6 separate regions of the Mus musculus genome follow, and regions 2, 3, 4, 5 and 6 are each linked to region 1. Evidence: chromatin loops called from intact Hi-C (ENCODE). Cell type or tissue: heart. All regions are shown on one strand. Region 1 holds the start of Dph5 (diphthamide biosynthesis 5). Region 2 has its middle 85 kb from the start of A930005H10Rik. Region 3 has its middle 20 kb from the start of Gm40124. Region 4 holds the start of Mir669n (microRNA 669n). Region 5 has its middle 69 kb from the start of A930005H10Rik. Region 6 has its middle 82 kb from the start of S1pr1.

Region 1 (4,000 bases):
CACAAGGCAAAACAAGTTATGTCCCAATTTTGCTCTAAGCTATTGTCTAATATTCTTTTGTTTTTTGCTTTTTTGGGGGTGGGGGGTTGAGACAGGATTTCTCTGTGTAGCCCTGTCTGTCCTGGAACTTACTCTGTAGACCAGGCTGGCCTTGAACTCAGAAACCTGCCTGCCTCTGCCTCCCAAGTGCTGGGATTAAAGGTGTGTGCCACGACTGCCTGTCTTCCCTTTTTGTTTGTTTTTGGTTTTTGTTTTTGTTTTAGAGACAGGGTTTCTCTGTGTAGCCCTGGCTGTGTTTAATATTCTATTCGATTAACCTGCCAGTTATCTATTTTCTCAAATGGTTTTAGGTCCATTATAGTTTCTGATCACTGATCCAAGACATATTTCTATCATCTTGAAGTAAGTATAAACACCGACAAGTGTGGCCAGCAAGTCAAACTGACCATTAAACACTACTTTTTTTTTTTTTTTTCTAATTCATGACCAACTTAAGAAGAAGCCTATTTAGGATTCAAGATTTTTAACATAACCCTGAAACCTTCAAAATTCTGAGTTGTGAATCTGAGAGATATGACCGGAAGTTCTCTGGCCCACACTTTTATATGGAAGACTTGACAATTTAAAAAAACAAAACAAAACAAAAAAACCTTCCTCTCCTCCTCTAACAACACATCAGCATCTTATCTCAATATAGGGTTCACTTTAAGTTTGACAATCAAGCAGAAACTGACCCTTCTTGTTGTAACTATTATTTACATATTTACCCTGTTTAAGGTATATAATGCACTAATACATCCTCTGGTTACTTAGTCACTCTATATGTACATGTGGGAATGACAGCCTTCCTGGGAGAGTACATGTAAGGTCTCTTTGGCTATGTTGCAGACAAAAAAAAATGAGATCGCTGTTCCCTATGGAACTACTTCAAAGACGGAAGCTTTCAGATCGCTTGCTGAATGTATAAGCAACTCATTAAGCCTGTGTCAGCACCTCATTAGCACTCAACTCGGAAAGGATGTCTGGCTAGCTCATGAAATAACGGATTTGATAACTATCCCCAAGAGTGTAAAATAACTTTTTTTTTTTTATTTACTGGAGAAAGGCACAAAATTAGACTTGTAAAGTAGGACAAACTACCGTTTCATTTCCCAAGTCACTGAGTATGAAGTAGATCTTAATGGACAGGGTGTGTGTTTTACAGGGGCTTAAAAAAAAAAAAAAAAAGCAGACGCTTAGAGTCTGTGCAGTCTAGGGTAGGAGAATCGGACGCTAGCTAGATGTCTTCCCCAGAGGCCTGGGGACTTTAATCACGTACCAGGGCTTCCTTCCCTACAGTCAGGACTGAGGTGTAGGCTTCCAGATACACGCGACTGCATCGTCTCACAACTTCCAGGCCCTTGACTGTGATGTCCTTGGCATCTCCCAGGCCCAAGCCGATCAAGTAAAGCATTCCGAACTCCAGGGATGGGGAGACTGCAGAGCGAAGTGAACAACAGAAAAACGTCAGCTAACACCGGGGACCTAAAGTCTAGGGATGAACATAAAAACCAAGGTGGCACCCTGCGTGCGTCCGACACTCCTGCATACTCTTAGAAAATAATGGAATGACTGTTTTTAAAAGTGTGATCCGATTACCCGCTTAGAGACTCGGAGGTGATTCGCTGACGTCCCTCAAAGTCTCACTGCAGCCTTTTAATAATTGCAGTCCCCAAACCATGTGCCCATCAGAGACAGAGCTTCCGGGTCTCACCTAACGGCGCCGTAAAGCGCAGAGCCCTTCACAGCACTTTACGACTGGCAGGAGGCGGAGATGACAGACCGCTCCAGGAACGAGCTATAGAGCGATCGCATACCCCCCGCAAGGCCCTCCAGGACTCGCTGACTCCCGGGCAGAGGTCAAGGGTCAGGAATGGGTCCAGCTGTGCGCCTGGAAAGGACCCAGCGTGCCCACGCTCCCGGCAAGCCAGGACTCAAACATCCCCAAAGGGCGTCCGGGCTGATGACGATAGCTCCCAATCGCCCTCCAGACGCACACTGGCAGGAACAACCGGAGGGACTTCCCTGACCGACCCCGCGTTTGCTCAGCTTTGAATTCCCGCTCTGTAGATCTGTCGCAATTTAACCAGAAGTCACCCTGGTGAGGGGACAGGTTGGCTTGCCCTGCTGAGTGTGGTTGTTAAGTTCCCAGGGGGGGGGGGGGGGCTGTGACTCCTTCTAGGGGTTTGTCCCTGGGATCTGATACCAGAATGCCTCAAGGGAATCTGCCTTAGTCACCCTCGGTGGAGAGTGACCTTTTAAGAGTGCTCAAGGGATGACTAAATACGAATGTGATGACATATACGGATGAAAAATGCCATAATGAAGCCCATTACTTAGTATGCTAACCAAAGGATAATTTTAAAAAAGAAAGTAGTTCTATGGCGGGAAGCGCATAACAAAAAGGAAAGTGCTTTAAACCTCTCAGCGGTTGTTGCAGAGATTCTTAAAGATTGGTTACACGCAGCTCCAGTAAGCGAAAAGTTTACACTGCAGATGCTCTTCCTAAATTCACTGGTAACTTTATCCAAGTTGGGAAGACAGTTCATTGCTTCTCTTGGCACAATGTAATGGCCTTTCAGATTTTTCTTAAGTCTAGCCTTTTCCTCCAAGGGTGCACGAAGACCTGATTCTCCCTGTTCCCACTAAATTGATTTATTCTTTGCACCATATTAAAATACATACACCTCAAAATAGATCATGGTGTAAATGGAAAGACCTAAAATTATAACAGAAGAAAAAAAAAAAAGAAAAGAAAAGAAAATCTGACCTATCCAGGGAGAGATTTCTCAGGTATGCTATAAAAGGCATGTTGCAAAGAGAGAGGAAAAAAAGTCATACTTTAATAATAAAAACTCCCTTCAAAAGACTGAAGTCGTACACTGAGAGAAAATGTTTGCAAACCAGAAATTTGACAAAAGACTTGTCAACAGAGCAAACAAACCAAAGGAAGGCTATCAAGATGCTGGTAAAGGAACTTGTCACGCAAGTCTGACAACCTGAGTTTAATCCTGGAACCCAGTTAAAGGTGGAAGAAAAACAACTCCACAGAGGTCTCCCCTGACCACCACAGGCTGGCACACCCACACACACCCCCACACCCCCCCACACACAAACAAATTAATAATAAACTGAAGATGAATTCAAATCTAATGGATTCTTAAATGGAACAAGAAAACAACTCAATGTGGAAAAATGTACAAAAGATTTTGAGTGATAACAAATAAGATAGGCTAATAACAGATAAGCATTTTAAAACTTGTCTAGCCGGGCAGTGGAGGTGCACACCTTTAATCCCAGCACTCGGGAGGCAGATGCAGGCAGGTTTCTGAGTTTGAGGCCAGCCTGGTCTACAGAGTGAGTCTTGAACCCCGCCCCCGCCCAAAAAAAAATCTAGAGAAATGGTTTTCAAAGTTCTTTTTAGATTATTTTATGTGTGTGAATGTTTTCCCTGTCTGTATGTCTGTGTACCATATGTGTTCCTGTGCCCATGGAGGTCAGAAGACGGTACCAAAATCTCTGGAACTGGAGTTACAGATGTTTATAAGCCACCATGTGAGTGCTGGGAATCAAACCTGATAATCCGGAAACCTATCCAGTTCTATACATCCAGAGCTGGATTCATCACCTTCTTTACCTGCGTGGTATCTGACTCTGTATCGGGTAGGTTTGACATTCCCCCAACCCAGATATTAGTCACCCCCACACGTACTGCCAGGTCTTCTCTGTCAGAAACCATACTGACTATCACTGTGTTGGTTCAGATCCTAGCTCTATTACTCTGTTAGCTTCCCATCTTGTTCCCTTCAAATGTGTCTTCACAGAAACCAGGGAGGACTAGTAAAGATACACCCTAAAAATAGTATCCCCCTTCTAAAAAAAAAAAAAAAACTTTGGCAAAAGAAACCCCATGCTCTTAAATTTCCCATCTATGGGATGTTGAGTACCTGCCTCCCTGGTC
Region 2 (4,000 bases), 85 kb after region 1:
TCTTGTGCACTGAAGCTCCTTCCTCAACCAATTCTTCTCCAGCCTTACTCTTTGGCTCTTGCAAATCTCCAATAAGTGGTGTTCTCAACTCTGGATCTTTGCATGTTCTCTGAGGAATGCCTGCTGGACCTGGGCATGCTCTCACATCTCTATCTGCTCACTGTAGCCTCACTCCACACTGGCACTGAATACACTAAACATGGCGCATGACGGGGCTGTTTGTGTCTGTAGTGACTTGTATGTGATCCCGTATTGAGGGGGTAGTTCTACAAGGTTCCAACATGTTACACTCAACTGGATGGTAACCATGAAATGCCACAGAGCGTAGACTTGATGTATGTTGTTGAAATACAAAAAAGTTAGAACTTTTAGGTCTGTTTTCTATTGCTCAACCAAAGGCCGCAGATCGAATGAATGGTGAGGACGAGGGCTGGTTCATCTCATGGTCTTCTCAATTCCATATTTGAAGAGCCACATTGGGTAAGAGACACTTGGATGGTGCTATGGTTCTGAGTCTGCAAACTTGCTTTGTGGTAACTCACTCTCATGATGACTGCTCCAACCCAACAAGACTCTCCTTCATCTCCTAAGACCTAACCTACTCTCTCACGAAACACAATTGACTTCTGAGGAAACTCCCACCCTGACCCCCTATGACCTAAGTACATGTGCAAGGTTTGGACTCCTGGTACCACCTCACTGAGGAATTAAGGTTCAACACAAGTTTGGGTGGGAGAAAACCACATGAGAAGCCCGGCTGCTGGAACAGCGATTCTTACCTGTTTCACGGAGGGAGAACAAATCGGTAGAGGCAAGCATGGGGGCTGCAACCATAGTGCTGGGTGCAGGTGACTAGAAGTGAAACAAGACAGAAACTTTCTGAAAAGCATTGGGATAACTGGGGGTTGGGAGAGGGGGATGGAGCTGAGATGTGATCTAAGGGGGTTTTCAAGTAGTACCAACCGCTAGCAAGGCAGACCCACACGATGAGCTACGTGTACCTCACTGTTGTGTTTCCTTTCTGTTGCTGTGATCAAATAACCAGCAAAAGCACCTGCACGGACAATGGGTTCATCCCAGCTTAGAGTTCCAGGTTTCAGTCCATCAAATCAGGGAAGTCACAACGGCCGGAGCTTGATGCAGAGAGGAATGAACGCAGGCTCGCTCTTCTTTACTTGCTTGCATTCTGTTTGATTTCTCCACTGGGACACACATCAAAATCTCCTGTTTAGGGAATGGTGCTGCTCAGACAGGACTGGGCTTTCCTATGCCCATCAACCAAATTAAGAAATTCTGCACAGATATGCCCACAAGCCAACACAATGTAGGTGATCTCTAAGGGAGACTTTCTTCCCAGGTGATTCCAGGTTGTGTAAAGTTCACAATGAAAGCCGACAGACACTAAAATGTCTTGTTCATGGTCCCTGAATTGATACTTGCAGAGAAGTGAGGTAAGGAGAGATTTGCTCAGGCAGCGCCCAGTAACAGTCACTGAGTGCTGGATTCTGCACTGTGTCATGGTCTTTGTTATCCCTAGGCCTGTATTTCTAATTATGTGTTATATATCACTACCCGAAGGGCTCATGGGTGTCTCAGACACAGCCTTTCTAGAACATTATCTCTCCTATGAGACCTGCCACATTTCCTATGTTCCCTCTACTAGCTAAAGGCACCACTGCCTGCTCCTGTGGGAGGCTTCCGTATCCTGCTCCTACCATCTGTGTGCAGCCCACTACCCTTTTCCTCAACGGTCCTTTTAAAGTTTCTTACTGACACTCGGATCCATTTATTTCTTTTTGTCCTTATTCCTCTACTTCAACAAGGTCCTACTTTTCTCTCTGGAACAGTCTGCTGCTGACTGACTTCCTCTGACTCTCCTATCGGCCTCAGTCACCGAGTTTCAGCTGGAACATGGTTCCCAAAAGTTCAAACCTAATTGCATCATCACGTCTGATTCAGACCCCCTTGCCCTCTGGATAAAGCACTTGGAGGAATATTTATTGCCTAGATTACCTTATCAACATTGATCTCCGCAGTTCTTTAGAATAGCTTCAGGGTGACATTGTCCTGCTTTTCTGGCTTTTCTGGCAAGGATACTTGGGCTAAAGAACTTGAAGAACTGTCCCCGCAGACCCGTGGCCAGGTTTGTCTGTCCCTTTCTTCTCTGTCTCCCTGGCTATCTTTTATTAAAAGCTGGCCTTTTCACTTTGAGAGAGACTGCTGATTACATAATTGAGTCTGCCAGTCAGACACAAAGAAATGGGCTTTGGTTCCAAAGTTGTTGCCGCTTCTGCTTTGCAAAATTATCTTGCACTGCAGTAAAAGTGTGATTAACCAAGCCCTTCAGTCACACAGAGTTTATTTCAAGAACACACACAGGAGAAGCATGCAATACATCACAGCATACTAGTTTATCTTGTATCATTCCTAGTTAGATGCTCCTTATTGATAGATTTATATCTATATCCCCCTGCTCCTAATAAAATCTGTATAGGATGCCCATGTTCTGATAAGCATTAACCTAGATAAATCTAAACCTAGAGAAAGTAATCTTAGTTCTCAAACGCTGAATACATGAAATGAAAAAAAAATGCAGCTATGGCATAATATTGGCTAATTTGGAAATTCTAAGGGTGGGAGCAACCATTAGGTCAGCATTAGCATATAAAAATCTATACATTTTTCAGATCCCCTTTTAGGCAGGATTCATGCTCCGGGGAGTATGTTCACAAGTGCCCTGCACACCTGCTTTAACAGAGGAAGCACAAAGTCCTAGTACCTTCTACACGTGGAGAGCTACAGTAGATTGTCCTACATACAGGGCAGCCGCATTTCCCTGACACTGAACAGCATTTATGAGAGGAGGAGATGGTACGGGCAATGAAGATGCCTGTTTGTTCATTTGTTGCAATCCTGGAGTTTGAACCCAGTGCTCTGTGCATCTAGACAAACCCTCTGCCATTGAGTTATGCTTTCAGCTGCTTTGTATGTTTATGCAAATTCACCTTTTTCTCTTTGTGCAGGGGAACCTATCTAGTGCTGTTTCCCTCTGCGCCTTTGAGGGTGGGGCTTCCTTCCTGCTCTGAGTGGCATAGGAATCTTAAGGAAACCACTCACTTTCCTGTCTTGTTTTTTTTACTCTTGTGAGGTATGCAATACCTCAAATTCATTCTCTTTTCTGACATGATCAGATTTGCCTTCCTATGTGTTGTTTTTTTTTTTCGTTTTGTTTTTTTGTCCTGAAATGAATTGTACGCAAAATGTATAGCAGTTGCTGTAACAGGTAACAGTCAAGTGCTAGGCCACAGGCCACAGTGGTCACCTCCCCTCCTGTGGCCCATGACTTGGAGGCTCTCTGTATTCTCAACTGGCAGAGTGCAAGAAGCTCTGACTGCATTTTGATTCCAGAAGAAGGGGAAAATCTACTTAAATTCAAAGTACTCGTTTATGGCAAAAAACATATTTGAAACTCTCTTCTAGAAAATCAAAGAGAAATAAAGGAGGAAATCCCCTTAAAACTTTTATTCAAGAAAAGAAAGGCTATGTCTCATCTTCATGAATGACAGGATAAGAAATGCAGGCGAAGTGCTGGTGAGGACACTTTGAGCTCAGTTATCAGTGTTTACATTGTCAGTGTAAGAGCACTGGCTAGCTTCTTCTTGACTGCTACCTACTGCTGTGTGCTTAAAAGAGCTTTCCCACCCGGGGCTGCTCTTTCTCAGGCTGCTTCGCGGTTGCTGTGGATGGAGAACCACACCCTTTTATGATCAGATAAACCAAAAATATGATGATGAACAGGGGAAAATAAGACTTCTATGTTCATAAGCTGTTGTTTTTAAAACTACAGAAGACATTAAACGCCTAAAAGGAAAACAACTGACTTTTGGGTTTGTCTTTTTAGTGAAACTGTAGCATTCTAAATAATTATTACTCCTCACGTTACTTTTCACTGGGTTAAAGTTTGCAGCATCTAAGTGTTCTTATAAGGAAGACTCATATC
Region 3 (4,000 bases), 230 kb after region 1:
CCCTTCTTTCTACTATGGGGCAAGGCTCTCTGGAATGGCATATTTCAAGAAAGATGGGTTTCTGGATTTTACACTGTTTCTATCTCTCTATCTCTTTGTCTCTTTGTCTCCATGTCTCTGTTTCCCTCTGTCTCTCTCTGTCTCTCTCTGTCTCTGTCTCTGTCTCTCTCTGTCACTCCATCTCTCTCTGTCTCTCTGTGTATTTCTGCCTGTCTGTCTTTCTGTCTCTGTCTGTATCTCTATATCTCTGTCTCATCCTCCCAAGCATGGCTGCCAATTGAACTATGTAGTTGTGTTTGATGTTGAACCCCTTCCTAATCATGCTGGCTCTACGTCACTAGTACTCAAGTGATAGGCTTCATGAATGCTGGGCAAACACTCTGCCATGTGAACTAGAGCCCCAGCCCCTTATTTCTGATCTCCATAAATTGCTTAGTACGAAGAAAGTCAGGCAGGACAAAGAGATAGGAGAAAGTCAGGGAAACCTTGTTTCTGGGGCCATTCAGCACGTCAAAGCACCATGCTTTGGGGATATCATGTTCTGAGTCCCAACACTGAATTTAGAACATTTTTTTCAAGGGAATAGATATCATGGTAGATTCTTTTACTATTAAAAAGGCAAATGCAAATCTCCCTGAGTTAGGTCACATTATTAATATTTGCTTATTTTTACAGTGAACTGATAAGTTCACTGTAAGCAAGCACTGCAAAATCCCTGAACTAGACCACTCGCTGGATAGAAAAACAGTTTGTTGGGAACAAACTACCTAGCTGAGCTGAGAGTAGGGAGCGGTAGCTTGGAGGGGAAATGACCAAATTTTATATGGGAGTCAGAAGGGTGGGGGTCTCTGAGCTGATGCAGGGATCAAAGCTGTTAGTGATGATTGGGTGTTTGGGTCCGCTGGCAGTTTGCCCATGGCAGTTGCTGGCTGAGAATAAAGAGAGAAAGTGGTGACGGTCCTGGTGCTCGGAAACCCACATTATGAGGTTTCCGAGGAATGCTGAGTTTAAGTTTCTGTTTACCCGATACAAATCTAGCTCGCACTGGGCTTGAGCCATTATTTTAGGACACTACCAGCACACTGTCATTTGGGGGCCTGTGGTGGACCTGCCACTGAGGACAACAAAGCTTGTTAAAGATGGGGGATTATGTCCCTAAGCTGTCTGACTTTGGGACTTAGACAAGGCCAAGTAATCAACCCTTTGGCATTTCTATGAGACAGTGATATTGCTAGCTTACATCTTCATACATTTATACTAATAAAATATGTTCCTTTAGTGATTGCCTATAAGATGTTTGTCCCTTCAAACCATCATTTGTTCACATTAAAATGACAATGGTGTAGTTTTTTGAGTTGGAAGAAGTAAAATCAAGAGGAAGACACTGTGTTAGGTACCTCTGTGTACGCTCAAACAAGCAGGGGATCACTTTGCTTTCCTCTATAGAACTTAAAAGGAGTCAATACGTAAGAATAGAATAGGAAGAGAAGAAGAAGCTATGCGGTAGAGGCTCTATGTACTGTGGGTGGTCACTGGACAGACCAGCATTGTTGCTTGGAGTAACTAAGGAAGAAGGTGACATTGCTCTTCTTCCTTCAAGAATGAAGAGTGGACAGAAAAAGGAAACAATGTGAGGAAATATTTGAATATTATACATAGAAGTATATGGACTCTGTGTGTACATTTAAAAGAAGGGTATATGGTTGGGCTTCCTAGTTTTCAGTGCCTTCATGAGGCATGCAAATATGTTAACAGTCTTTAAAATATGATTACTCATGTAATCCCAGTGGAGTGATGCAAGGAAGGAAGGTTAAGTTGAATTTGAGGTCAGCCTGAGCTATCTGATAATTTCCTTGACAGCCTGGGCTACACTACGAACCCTATCCGCAATCAAAGCATAGCATAGCGCCCCCTTCCTCAGTTCACTACTATCACAGTGAGGCTATAGCCAATCAAGAGGGTGAATTAATTGGACCCTGTGCTATGGCTGTGAGCCAGGCTGGACAGCTACATGGTAGTTCACTCTATCAGTTTGGGCTCTAGGAGCATTGGGCTTGTTTTTAGGTCGCTATTGCCACCTAGTGGCCCTCAGGCCTGTGCCAGCACCAAGAAGGAATTGCAGAGTTACTTCTACTTCTTTCACTGTCTCCTGAAAACAACTCAGGCTGAAAACAACTTAGATGAATTGGCTACAGAAACCTTTGTATAGTGAGCTTGTTAGTAACTCTGTCTTTTACAAAGAGCGGGGATTGATAGTGCTTTATTACTACCACTGTCCTATGAATCTTAGGCTTTAATTAATTTAATTTAATTAATTAGTGGGTTTTCTGTGCCACTAATGGGAGTCTATAGTCACAGAGTCTCTTTGGGCACAGCTGCAGAAACTTAGCTAGGGTCTGACGTGCTGTGTGGGAGAGATGAAATGTTTGCGGGAATCAAGAAGTGGGGGAAGTCCACGGAAGATTCCATAGCTTTAATGACCTCATCTGTGGCTGTTAAATCTGCGGGTTTGTGCAGTGTGTGAAACATGCACTCAGGAGGCAGATGTGGAAGAACCACCTATAGAGAGCTAGGCTGGGCTAAGCAATGTAGGGAAAAGAAAAAGGCAAGCAGGGATGATTTTTTCAACTAAAATTTTTGTTGAGGGGGTTACCCTAAAGAATTTCATGGAATTGGAAATTGCAAATGATGCTTGCCTGGGTGTGAGATTTATGGGTTGGGGGTAAAGATAAGACTATCTGGAGGTTTTGTTTTTTTGTTTTTGTTTTTGTTTGTTCGTTTGTTTTGTATTGTACTGATCCCTGTACGAACAGAAAAGGTAGCAGCACTATGTGTCTTTATGCAACTTTATTCTCCTCCTCCTCCTCCTTTTCTTCTCCTCCTCTCTCTCCTCTTCCTTCAATAGTCTCTCTGTTGGTTCTTGTTTTTGAGCCAGAGTCTCGTCCCATAGTCCAGGCTGACCTGAAACTGTGACTTACGCTGGCTTCAAACTCATAGTGCTTTTCCTGTCTCTGCCTGCTGAGATTATGGGCATGAACTGCCTACCATACCTGGATCTAAACCCACATCTTGATATCACGGAAAAGAAGTGACACACAGATTTGGCAGCTATGCAGAAAACAAAGGCCCTTTGGGCTTCCTCTTAGCACGAGACCTCTGAGAGGCAAAGTGAAGGTGACCTGAGAAGAGGCTTGTTTGCTGCTCTAGTGGGGAAGGCTGGCTGAGCTCAGATTGATGGAAGACCATAATCATGATCTACAGCTAGCAAATGACACAAGGGGACAGCATGGAAGTGAGCATGCTCGATTCTGGATCCACAGCAACAAATGCAGCTGACGGACAGCAAGGAGGTGAGGACCAGTTATTTATTAAATTCTAAGATGGAAAGGCCCCACCTCCAATAGATTGTCCCTTACAGCATCTCTAACAAACAGGGTTTCTTTAGACCTGTCTGTCTGTAAATTTCTGCTCTAATTGTGCATACAAATCATGTAAGACCCTTAAAAAACAATCCCACTGTCAGGGCTCAGCTGCAGAGATTCTGACTTATGCTGTGGCTGGGACTCAATTTCTGGTACTTTTGGAAAGCTTTCTGGATGACTCCAGAGGGAGCCAGGTGACAAGGGAGCTGTGAACTCTGGGCTACTGTTTAGTGTCATTCTTTCCTCTTCCAAAGGGTGTCTGTTTTCAGAGTGCTGATATCACAGGCATTCACCTCTCTACTTGAAGAAGAACTGCTTCTCGACCTCCTTCTTTCTGGCTGTCTGACCTTTCTTCTCTTGTTCTGGGGCATCACTGTTGTGTGTCTGGGTTGGTGCTTGTTTTGATGTTTATCAGTCCTCTCTTAGAAACGTCAGTGCCTTCTGGTCACATAAAGTTTATGTCAGTGCCTTCTGGTCATATAAAGTTTATCAGTTCCTACGCTTTTCATCCCGTAAGTAAATTTCAGCTCTGCAGACAGTGATGGATCCCTGTGACCCATGAGCCTCAGATACCTTGA
Region 4 (4,000 bases), 91 kb before region 1:
TTTTATTCCTATTTCTGAACTACATGAGTTTGTTGGTCTCAAGAGGGCCTGGAGGAAGCTGCTGGGCAGCTGTGACTGCCTGATGTAAAAGCTCTGCTACCCAAGAGCTCTTCGGACACTCAGCACATGAGCCCCTCCAGCTAATGTGGCTTTCAGTTGTTGGCGCATCTTCAGCTTAGTGAGCCAGGTTTTAGATACGTTAGACCATTGGTGTGTTGCAATGTTGGAGGGTCTCGATCTTATGTGACTTAAACAGACTTTATGTATTTCCTCAGAGATTTTTCTTCATGAATAGTTACTATAAAAGAGTAATGATGTGTGCTAATGAGACCCACTTTCTGGTTAGGATTACATGGAGGCAGGGACTTTCCAGCATCAGAAAAATGAATAACAGATTATTTTCACCATTTTTTTTTCATTTTTATTTCTGTTCGTACCAAAACACTAATTGGAGAATATAGAAACTTAAAACTATGTTATTACATTTAGGAGTTTGTAATGTAGGGATTTCAATTGTATTGATTTATATCCATCTTTTTCATTTTTTTTTAGTTTTTGAAACCAAAGTGTTTTTGATACATATATATGTATATATATATATTATTCTTTGGTATTTAAAGTACAATAGAGAAGTTGGTTATTTACAAGTATTTACCAGTGGAAATACACATTTCATTTTTATCTGCCCAAATGAATACCATTTGTTACAGAACAACTCAGGGCTGGTGAGGTACCTGTATAAGGACACATGCAGCCAAACCTGACAGCCTGGGTTCAGTCTTCAGGCTCCACGTGGTAGAAGGAGTAAGCCAATGCCCTCTGCACATGTGCTGTGGGATGCACATACATTTACACACACATCCACACACAAATGTAAAGATCTGCAGAGTGGTCTGCACAGAGTGAAAGGCCCGAGTGCCCTTTGCTGCGCCCTGCTCTAAGTCACACGGTGGCAGGGGAAGTGTCTTTTCCCAGCAAACGTTAAGATTTACTGTGACTCAGTAGTGCTCAAATTTTAAGCTGCTACAAAGTTTCCTTCAGTTTTAATTGGCACACATTTACCTTTGATCGTTCAGGGAATGTGACGTGAATTTCTAAGCTGGTCGCATGTCTGCCATCTTAACCAGTGCCCTGCAGGGCAGCTGTGCTGAAGGCCGGTGGTTTATGGCTTTTCTTTGTTTTTGTTTTTATTGGTACCTATGTTTATAGATTGCTTTGCTGTGTGATAAATTTTATTTATTAAAGATCTACATATTGAGTGAGTTACTGTCTTAGGTAGTTTCAAAAAGAGTTGCATATATAATTTCTTTCTTGAGATTTTTATGGTTTTCCAGGCCAATATCACTTATGAATCTTAATAGTCCTATATAGTCCTTAATAGTCTACTATGTCCTACTTAGTACTTAATTTCAAAGGTTCAACATGTATTTTCTTGTCCTAGTCAGGTAACTGCTTTTTTGCTTGGTGTATTTGAGGATAATAACAAATTTAGGTAGTGGCATGTTTTGGATAATTAATGTCAGGTTAAGTCGAGTTAGGGTTCATATAAAATTTTATTCCTTAAGCAGTATTTTAAATCACCAGCAGAGGGCTCTATGTGTTCATGTATTCAAAATTAAATTGCTTTCTTCATCTTTTTTTTTTAAAACCTGATGCTCTTTTCTTTCCAGAACAAATTATTTAACCTTTTTTAAAGTAAGAGTGAATGTTCACAGACAGCATTTAAAACTAATTTTCTCTACTCCTTCACTTTCTTTTTCTTTTTTTTTAACTCCTTCACTTTCACTGTTCTGTTAAGATTGAGCATAATTTACCAGTTAGATGTTTAAACTGGTCAGTATGAAAACAGTTATGTCAGTTTATAAATATTCTGCTACACAGTTACTACTGTACTTCTCCTGACTGATTTTTTTTCCTTGATATGTAAGATATTTTAAGTATAGTCCTGAGAAATATTCCCACTTGAGTATTCTAATCTCTCCTATGCTTTCTTTCTAGGTGTATTTTTACACATTCTAGCCGATACACTGGGAAGTATTGGTGTAATTGCCTCTGCCATCATGATGCAAAATTTTGGGTTGATGATAGCAGATCCTATCTGTTCGATTCTTATAGCCATTCTTATAGTTGTAAGGTAAGTGGTTCAGACTGCTACCATCTGTTACTAAGTGAGAGGGAGGTGACAACAGAACCAGTGGCTGGGCACCTTCAGTGCAGATTATCATGTGGGGTTCCCTTTGCTCTTTAAAACAAGTCCTATCCAAGTTCTCCTTATAGCTTTTCCCATTTATATCTTGCCTGGAGTTTTAACATTTCTTTTTGATTTTTGACATTTAAGTAGTTGATCATAATTCAAATCTTAAACCATACACTGTATGTATAGAATAAAATCTTGGCAATGTAAAGTCATTAACTAGACGATTTTAGTTTATATCTAGAACTGACAATGTCAAACCCTGGTATCAGTGTTGCCCCTGCCAGACCCATCTTTAATTCTGCCATTTCATTGGTCTTTTCGCTTGCTCACCAGCCACGGAGCTGGTGGTCTATGAAGACTGTAGGGAGGTCCATCTGCAACGACCACTTGCTGCAGTGCATTGTGTAGTTAATATTATCTTCTAAAATCCTTTGTCCTAAAACACACTTTATTGTTGGCTTCATTTTTATTTTAAAACACTAGAATTATATTCCTTTATCTTGCTGCATTTGATCATTTTAAATTTTGCATAGTGTGTCTCAGTTGGAGCATTATCATCTCTCTGTAGCTGTCCTGTCAGCAGCAGCAGCAGCTTTTGTAGGGAGATGAACGCTGGTGAGAAGTAAGACCGCAGACTTCATAACTCAGTGTTGACGAGGATTGATGGAATAGATTGCCATGGGATTGCAGTGTTAAAGTTAGAGGTGGTTGTTTTTCAGTTTCTGCCCTAAGAATAGACATACATTTTAAACATGCAGATTATTCTTTAAATATTGGCACAGGGATCCAGCTGGTGTTTGGAAGCCTTTCTAGAGCTCAGAATTCCTTTCCCTCATCTGGAGGTCTTACCACACTCCCGGGAATTAGCTTGGATGTGACCACTTCCTGACAGACTTGCTCACTTCTGTGACTACCTGTCTTGCCGTGGGTGTTTCGAGGGCACTCTGTTGTGTTGTATATTATAGTGTTAGTTGCCCCTAATGGTTATTTAAGAGTATGATCGTAGTATTTCCCTTGCTCTTTCTCCACTCATTGTTACCAGAATTCTGACCACCGCCATTGTTTGGTGTGATGACCACTTTGTCCCCTCTTGTCATGCTGCAGTGACATTTCTTTGATGCGGATTATGTGATATACTGCAATTATCTTATCCTTTTCTCACTCTTTCTCTCAGAATAAAATTCATAATCCTTAATGAGACTTCCTGATATTGTTTAATTTTGTTAATCCCCCTCCCTCCATCTCTCCTGCCCCACCTCCAATCTCTGTCTTCTCTAGTGAGTCTTTTCTTTTCAGTTTCCTAACTATGGCAATAAGCCCTCCACATTCCTGTTCTTGTCTCCTCTCTCAACTCTTCCTGCATTTAATGATGCACCTTTCCCCTCAGCTCTCTAGATGTGTGTACCCCAAGTCCACATCCTTCCTATGAAGTATCCCCCTTCGGGGAACATTTCCTGATTTGCCCTCCACACTGTGTGGAGTTTCCCTGGAGCACCTTCTACCAAAGCCCCCTTCCAAAGCATTTAGCCCTCTGTCCCGAGTCTGCTTATGTTTCTCTAGAGCTCTGTGGGGCAAATTGGTGTCCTGCTATGATAAAGTGACCATAGGGTCCTCCCAGCAAAGGAACTGGCACACTTCAGATTGGAGGTGGAAAAACTTAGGCTTTTTCACCCTAAAGAGTTATAGATTTTCTATTTCCAACTTGAATTGTTTTCCTTGTTATCTTCTTACTCATTTCTTATACAAACAAAAAATAAATAATAGATAAATTCATGCGCACACAATGAATTTATCTTGCCACAA
Region 5 (4,000 bases), 69 kb after region 1:
CACAAGTTGGTGCTCTCCTTCTATCACAGGTCCTGGGGACTGAAGTCAGGCTCTCACACTGTTCACCCACATTGCCCCCTCTCAGTCCTGTGAGCTAAATTTTCATTAGGTTACACTTGTTCCGTGAACATTTGCCCGTTGGTTTATGCAGTTCTCTCTCCCCTTTTCCTCATACTCAACTAATTCCCAATGCTGCCAAGTCTATACTCTTTCCTTCTCGGCCAAAGCCACTACCGTCTCTACCTCTTGAAAATGGAACACCATCTCCCTAGCTGTCACCACACTTCCACTGCCGCCTCTACATCCACTTGTCCCAGAGCAGAGGAAACAATGATCTTACAACATAAATCCAGTGACCTCTGTCTCCTGCTTACATTCTTAACTTCACTTAGGAAAAAAAAATCCAAAGACTTTGCTAAGGACTGCCAGGCCCGGCATTGTCTGATCCTGTTTCCAGCCTTGTGGTCAACCACTTAAGGTCTCTTCACCTGCTCTGTTGGCACCACAAACTTACTTCAGTTTGATGTTCTGAGGGTCTTGCCTGCCTAAGGCTTTCACACTTGCTGACTTCTTCTGGAATAAGAATGGTGCTTCGATAATAGCTATTACCCATTTGCTTATTCTGTGCACTGGGGACACATCGTCATACCTTCCAAACACCCGTGCGTGCACTCATCACAGCAGTTGGTGGGACAGGTCACACGCACTGCTCATCTAATGGAAAAGGGAGCTAAGGCACAGACAGGCTCAATCAGGAGACCAAAGTCCCACATCGCACACTGGGTGAACCCACAGTTAAGCTCTGCCACCTTCTTATTCAGCGGCTCCTTCTCTCGCTCCGGGTCCCAGCACATTAGATCTGTCTTTGGAGAGCTCTTTTGTAAGCAATGCACTTGTGTGGGGAGGGTGGAGGAGCAGAGTCCCCGTTGAGCACTCTTAGAATCCTTCATGTATGCCATAACTCGCTGGTATTATTTTGACATCCCTCCTCCCTGTCTCCTTTACTGTAAGCATCGTGAGGGCAGACACTTGACGAAGTGCTATCAAGCTGAGCACACTACAGAAAACAACACCTGGTGCACGGCTGAGCTGTGCCCCTGACAGCCACTCAGCATACGTTTCTTGGATATTTAAGATCTCTTTTCTATGTGGATTCCAACGGCTGCAAAAATAAATCTTTTATGATTTTAAACAAAATTAAAGAAATTAGAGGAATTGCTTCCCCTACTAACTCGATAGGCTTTACTAGAATTATCCCTGGCTATGCCTGACTTACTGTAAAGGGTAGACGGCAGGCTGACAGGAAGGAATGTGGTGAGCTGTGAGCTGCAGATAAGCTAATAAAGTTCCCTTTGAAAGAAGTCATGGTTGAGGTCTCCTCTGCTACACTCCTTGGCTTTAATAGCAATCATTTTTCCAATTGGAGATTTACTGGGAAAATAAATACTCTGTATTTTTCTTATTGATTGAATGACTTAATGTACCCCGATGTTCTGCCAGTTTTCTTATCAAAAGAGGCAGAGAGCAATTGACTAATTGAAGAAAAGGAAACTTGCAGAAAAGATACCAGACTCGTAGACCCTACAGGAGACCGGTGGGGGTGGGGTGGGGGGGGAGGGAGGTGTGCAAAGAGCAGGAAGCACGGAGCAGGCTCCCAGCTGCCCCTTCACTTCTGAATCTGGTGGTGAGGTGCCAGCCTCCTGTCACCACTGTCCCCTGTCTCTGTATTGTGCATAGGATGGAAAGTCCCATGAGAAACATCTGACTAACCAGGCTCATGTGCTGCACTTCTCAAGCCTCCATTCCCACACCAGGGTTACACACATTTAAATCCTTGCAAGACCTTGGACTAAGAAAAAGCCTCAAAGGCAGATGCAACTGCCTTTTCCACAGGGAAACGGAGAGGTGCCTGCTTTGTGCTAATTTGGGTACTGTGTTCATGACATAGATTTTTATCCCACACACAGATGGCAGGACACTACCAAACATTTCGAGTTTGCCTTAGACATCAGACAAGAAATAAAAGTGTGTAATGTCCTCGATGGTAAAAATACACGGATGACCATTTATGAATGAATTATGTGTGAAATCCAAGGGACCAAGGCCAAGGGAGCAGCTCACATTCTTTGAAGACGTAGAGATGATGTTTCACACCAGTAGGTTAGAACACGTTTCCACTAACCACCCTGCTCTGTGCCTGGTTTTCATGTATGTAAATTTCATTCTGGACCTACTGATTTTGCCTTATCAGTTTTGTTCTGCTAAAACAAAATGTCAGATGCTAGACGACTTCTAAGGGGCTTTATTTGCCAGGACTCTGGTAGCAAAGGGTCTAAATAGCACAGCTCCGATGCCCTCAAGAGGACCCCTGGCTCTGTGGTAACACGGAAGGGAAGTGAGAGGGAAGCGACTGCCTGTGAAGAAGAAGTAATCCTTTCCCGTGAGACCTGACCTACCCCCCCATGAGACAGCATTAATTCACGTGGGAAGTATAGTTCTCTAGGATATAATTACCTTTCTCTCGGCTCCACCTCCTAACTCCTGAGAGACCCAAGTCTGCAGCACCTGCACTCCTGGAAGCTCAGGCTTCATTTAACCGCAGAGGGATCAGTTCAATGTGTCCAAAAGTAAACTCGTCTTCTTTCTATGTCTGGCACGTTTTCTGTTCCCCTAGTATCGGTGAATACATCATTTTCAGTCTAACTGTCCTGTCCAAAGCCTCGGGACTTGTGCCAGCTGCCCTGTAGCTCAGTGTCTGCATGCAGACCCTCGCAGATCTTCCTCCATTTTGCTGTTCTCTCTACTGCCCTTTACCGAAGTCTTGGTTCAAATTCATGCCATCTGTATTACTCGTTGGTTTTCTGGTTTCGCTTAGCTGTACTTGGTTCCTTAAGTTATGTTTAGGCTGCTGGAGATAATCCATACCATGCATCTCACCACTGCTTGCCAGCTTCCTTCCTGAACTACCCGAGTTCTGAATATATTCTGCTTTCCAACTAATCCATAGTGTGTGTGTGCGCGCGCGTGCGCGTGTGTGCGTTCATTTAGGATAAAACACTGGGTTTTACACATGCTGGCCAAGTATTCTACACCGAGGTACATTGGTAGCCTTGACGTTTTAAATATAATTTTTAAGCTGGCTAATACTTCTACCTCATTGTTCATTAAACTTCTACTTCTAGTCTGTTTTACTGAATTCCTAAAGTATGCACCACACTTGTGCGTGTGCGCACACACACACACACACACACACACACAGTCTCATCCTCAGTTGTGTTTTCTCCACTTAGCCCACCCTTTTTTCAGCACAGACAGTGGAATCTTTTTGTTTAAATGGGTGAAGCATGTGGCAGTGGGTGGCACACACGGGTGGAGATGAGACTGTAGGAAACTCCAGACGCCAAGCTGGAGAAAGAATACCTGCCTTTGTTGCGCCTTTTAGACATGCTGTCTCTGGGGCAGAGAAAGATCAGGTAAGCAACCCTGGTCACAGTAAAAATTCTAGACCCTCTTTCTTTCTGGTTTGCCTTTGTGCTTGCTACTTACTGCACTGATCTGGGAGACAAGCTCTGCCTGTTCCCATTGCTAAACCAAGGTGCATCTCAAAGATCCTATGTCTCATGGATTTGGGGTCATTCTGTGGTAAACCTCCATGTTCCTCTCTACAGTTTACCCTGTCTTTCTGCTACTCCAGTGAGCACACCCCAAATCAGCCTTTGGCCTTGGCACCACCCTCATTATTACCTCTCAAGGCCTAGAGTCAAGGCAAGACATTTGGCAGTGACCAAATGACTATTTTCCAAAAGGAAGAAAACACAGAAGCAGGTAGGTCTTTGAGTTTTCAAGGCCAGTCTGGTCTACATAGCAAGTGCCAGACCAGACAAGGTGACAAAGTAAGACTCTGTTCCAAAAAGACAAAACAAAAAAAGAGAGTGGAGGGAAGCGGTGTGAGAGAGTCTGGAGTACAATCACAGTGATTTCTGAAAAAGCGCTTTGTTTT
Region 6 (4,000 bases), 91 kb after region 1:
GACCATTGGCTGTATTCACCCCAATCTGTTCTATATTTACCACCTCAGCAGTTTCCAGGGCACCTTTCATTCTAGCCCAGCAGAGCGTTTGGCGCTCTCTCAGCATCCCACTTGGCTCTTCACTCCTGGGTTTGGGTAGCATTATCTTCCCTAGCTGGTTCTTCTTCAGTTGAGCTTCCCTGGTGGTGCATCCTCTATGACTTGCTGAAATGTATCTTTAAGTTCGCTGCTATCACTGGGCTCTCTCACGTCAGAGTGGGATGCCACTGTGGATCTGCACGGTGTACCCCTACATCTCTCAGTTCCCAATTATAATCCCACTTCTCTGTGAACTTTTCCTATCCCTCCCAGGAGTTACAAAACTGATTTTATTTTAAGTGAAGTAAAGTAGACACAAAGAACAAATATTGCATGATGCCACTTATATAAGTGGAAATGGAATGTCAGTTACCAGAAAGTGGAAGTCATGGGTAATTTGGAGGTGCTTCCCCGTGGGTACACACTTTTAATGTCGCATGCTAAAAATTCACTAATATTATTTGATATTGACAGTAGCACAATGTAAATGAATTGTGTTTTATATTAATGAATTGTACTCTTCATAAGTGGCTAAATATTCTTATCTAGCCAGGTATTCTGGCACACATCAGTAATGTTAGCACTCAGGAATACCAAGTACAAAGATTTGAGGTTTCTGTAACGCTACACAATGAGATCCTGTCTGGAAATGGCAGAAACATTTGATGTATTCCTGGTTTATATAGGATTTTTGAGGCGGCTCCTTTGTGTGCATGGGTATATGCATCCTACGACAGCTTTATGCATATGGTGTCCAAAGACAAATATAAACGAGGTAAGTTGATGCTGACCTCAATTTTGTCTATAGAGAACTTTGATGTGTTGTGCTAACTCTAAATCCTCATTTTATCAGCACTGTCAAGCAGGATTCATCAGAAGAAATGTGTGGCTTCTAATTGACTTTCAAAGAATATGATGGAGCTGCGTTCCTCTCTCTTTTCCAATCCTTCTCCTTATAACTTCCTGCCCACCAAGGTGTTTCTTCCTAACTTTATCTCTTACCTCACTCAATGTACACTGCAGGGCATTACCGTATGGATTTTCTCAAGGACACCCTTTAATCCTACTTCACAAAGTTTCCTCTTCCCCCAACATCTGAGGACATCTTGCCAGGCAATGACCTTGTCTCTTCCATTCCATGGCTGGGAACTTCAGCTTCGCTTTACACAGCCAAGGCTAATCCAACCCCCTGTGTTCTGCTTCTCTTTCTCTCTTGCTTTCCATGGGACCAAAATCCATCAGCCATCTCTTTTCATGCTTCTGTCCTGTCTTTAGCTTCCCCACCTGAGCATATAAACAAGCTCAAGTGATTAAAAGCAAGTGCGTTTTAAAAAGCGTGTACCCTGAATTTCTCCTTCTGCTTAAACTTTGATGAACAAACAACTGATGCTTGCTTGATCCTTTTTTCCTGGTTCCTCTAGACCAATGGTTCTTACCCGGGGGGGGGGGGGGCGTGACCCCTTTGTGCTAGCATATCAATATCCTGCACATCCAATATTTACATGATGATTCATAAAAGTAGCAATATTACAGTTACAAAATAGCAACCAAAATAATTTTATGGTTAGGGGCCACCACAACATGAGGAACTGTATTAAAGGGTCACAGCATTAGGAAGGTGGAGAACCAGTGCTCTAGACTGTCAGCGGCCATGACGGTATGAGCATTAGTAGCTTGTGACTGCACAGGGAACCAGATTCAACAGATCATTTTCATTCTTTACTTATGTAATGTGCAAGTTTGAAGCCAGTGGCTTTTAAAATCTTTCTTTCCCAGGTTCTTAAGGCATCACTTTTATCACACTATTATAATTCCATTCGCAGCTACCAGTGGATCCAACTGATCTGTTCCTGACACTCCCTTCTCAGCTGGCACACAGGCAAAGACCTCAGCCTGACGGCTTCACTATACACTAATCACTCAAAACTTTCTTTCTTGGTCCCTACTTTATCTCCATGTGATAGTTTGTATATACTCAGCCCAGGTTGTGGCACTATTAGAAGTTGTAGCCCTGTTGGAGTAGGTATGTCACTGTGGGTGTGGGCTTTAAGACCCTCATGTTAGCTGTCTGAAAGCCAGTATTCTGCTAGCAGCCTTCAGATAAAGATGTAGAACTTACCTCCTTCTGCACCATGCCTGCCTGGATGTTGCCGTGTTCCTTCCTTGATCATAATGGTCTGAACCTCTGAACCTGTAAGCCAGTCTCATTTAAATGTTGTCCTTATTAGAGTTGCCTTGGTCATAGGGTCTGTTCAAAGCAGTAAAAACCTAACTAAGACACTCCATTTCTAGATTCAGTTGCACATTGACCAGACCTGTCCATGATGTGCAAAGTACTTTATCACAGTTATTTTTCCCTCTAGCTGCCCTCCTTGCCCCTTCTTTTCTCTAGCTTGGTGGTTGGCTCCATTGTCTACCAACTGCTTGTGCCAGAAATATGGAAAGGATCTTCTGCTATTCCAGATAACCAATCTAGTTGTATGGAAAAGTCCCGCCCCCTTCACCCTTCTTCCATTCATCTCTTTACCTGCATCTTGGGGTGGTCAGAAGATGATTCTGTCACTACGTACCCAAAGAAGATGGTATCGTAATAAAACCAAGATGTAGAATTATTCAAACATTGACAGGGATTCAAAATGTTTTGTTAGACTGGAAGGACAGATGCTTAAATACATTAAAATTAAGTGTAGCTATATCATTTTATGTCTACTAGTTGGCTGTTAAAAAGAGGTAAAACAAGCCTGGTGTGGTGGTGACACATGTCTTTAATCCCAGCACTTGGGAGGCAGAGGCAGATGGGATCTCTGAGATTGAGGCCAGCTTATTCTATAGAGTGAGTTCCAAGATAGTCAGGGATACACAGAGAAAACCTGTCTCAAAAACAAAACAAAACAAAACAACAAACAACAATTGAAAAAAACAAAACCAAAACAAAATAATAAGAGAAAATAAGACAAGGTATGGAGATAAGCTGGAAACCATTGTCCATTGCTTCTTGAAATATAAATTATTGCAACAGCCTTGGTTGCAATGTGGTGGCATAAAATGGGGCTACTCACACACTGACTACAGGACATGGGAGAAACCAATCCCAAGCTGACTGTTGGCAGGTGCTATGCAGGCTGCTGGGGAGAAGAGACAGCAGTGGTCTCACCAACCCTGGAGCCTGCAGCTACCGTAGCATCCTTGCAGTCACCATGCCTGCTGTCACAATAGTGGCATGGCTGCTATTGGGTAACTACATTTTTTAAAAAAAATTGGGTTTAAGACCTCTTCCACAGGAGAGAATGCCAGGCTTATATGCTCTAATCTTGATCAAAAGTTCATGGCTGGGAGGTCCTAGGCTATGGTTATTTTGTTAAATGGTCACATTGTCAAATTGCCTGATAAACATTTGTTTATACCTATAGACCTGGGCTTTTCTCAGCCTTGGTCAAAGACTACTAATTTTGAAGTGGGCAGCAGCAGCCAATATGTAGAGAACAAGAAACTGAGTTCTTGTGCCTTAAATGGGACAACTTTATCAAATGTGGGCTCCCTAAGGCTCCAGGAACATCTCAGAAGAGGGTGTTAAAAGTGGAAGAGCTGAAGGATGGGGAGACATGATATAAAGTGTTGTCTTCGGGACACCGAAGTTGTAATTCATGATGTTGTAATCATGAATTCATTGCAGCTCTGGTTCTCTGTACAAGATCAAGATAGCCAACACACTGGCGCAGAGGGGGCAGGTGCTCTCCAGACCCCCACTCCTCACGGAGGAACTGTTGAAAGCTACCAAGATGACTATTGAAAGCTGCCCAAGAGAAGATGATTCCTTGGAGAGTGTTCTTATTGGTACATTTCCCATGTTCTACTGGATGTCCACATACCCATGCACACAGGGGCACACTAACTGGGCTCAGTGTATTAGAAAAAAGAAGAA

What was found. Hi-C counts contacts between places; a loop is a spot of excess contacts. Peaks named below come from ENCODE experiments on the same cell type or tissue, not always from the same donor. Only the 100,000 strongest peaks of a DNase experiment are listed, where the experiment ranks them.
Region 2: it touches region 1 in a loop (2.2-fold over the local background); 10 of 42 quality-filtered maps call a loop at or near these places.
Region 3: a loop joins it to region 1, with 4 times the contacts of the local background. A loop is called at or near these places in 9 of 42 quality-filtered maps.
Region 4: a loop joins it to region 1, with 2.7 times the contacts of the local background. A loop is called at or near these places in 3 of 42 quality-filtered maps.
Region 5: a loop joins it to region 1, with 3.0 times the contacts of the local background. A loop is called at or near these places in 8 of 42 quality-filtered maps.
Region 6: a loop joins it to region 1, with 2.3 times the contacts of the local background. A loop is called at or near these places in 7 of 42 quality-filtered maps.

The regions. Positions count from the first base shown.
Region 1 is chr3:115,885,916-115,889,915 of GRCm38, reverse strand. It overlaps Dph5 (diphthamide biosynthesis 5), which reads right to left and starts at 1,733. Exons shown (of 8, transcript NM_027193.2): 1 at 1,639-1,733; 2 at 1,319-1,476. The coding sequence starts at 1,453. A930005H10Rik (RIKEN cDNA A930005H10 gene) reads left to right here and starts at 1,786. Exons shown (of 2, transcript NR_015487.1): 1 at 1,786-2,152. In heart, no CTCF peak of the experiment used is centred here; a DNase peak (open chromatin) is centred at 1,815; H3K4me3 peaks cover 2,183 bases; H3K27ac peaks cover 1,812 bases.
Region 2 is chr3:115,800,777-115,804,776 of GRCm38, reverse strand. No RefSeq gene overlaps it. Among named protein-coding and RNA genes, the nearest start is that of A930005H10Rik, 85 kb to the left of the region's middle. In heart, no CTCF peak of the experiment used is centred here; no DNase peak of the experiment used is centred here; H3K27ac peaks cover 636 bases.
Region 3 is chr3:115,659,293-115,663,292 of GRCm38, reverse strand. No RefSeq gene overlaps it. Among named protein-coding and RNA genes, the nearest start is that of Gm40124, 20 kb to the right of the region's middle. In heart, a CTCF peak has its summit at 2,084 (motif pointing left); a DNase peak (open chromatin) is centred at 2,002.
Region 4 is chr3:115,976,778-115,980,777 of GRCm38, reverse strand. Slc30a7 (solute carrier family 30 (zinc transporter), member 7) reads left to right here. Exons shown (of 11, transcript NM_023214.7): 8 at 1,999-2,134. Mir669n (microRNA 669n) reads right to left here and starts at 876; the gene lies at 823-876. In heart, a CTCF peak has its summit at 1,584 (motif pointing right); no DNase peak of the experiment used is centred here.
Region 5 is chr3:115,817,321-115,821,320 of GRCm38, reverse strand. No RefSeq gene overlaps it. Among named protein-coding and RNA genes, the nearest start is that of A930005H10Rik, 69 kb to the left of the region's middle. In heart, no CTCF peak of the experiment used is centred here; a DNase peak (open chromatin) is centred at 1,770; H3K4me3 peaks cover 1,174 bases; H3K27ac peaks cover 3,413 bases.
Region 6 is chr3:115,795,212-115,799,211 of GRCm38, reverse strand. No RefSeq gene overlaps it. Among named protein-coding and RNA genes, the nearest start is that of S1pr1, 82 kb to the right of the region's middle. In heart, no CTCF peak of the experiment used is centred here; no DNase peak of the experiment used is centred here.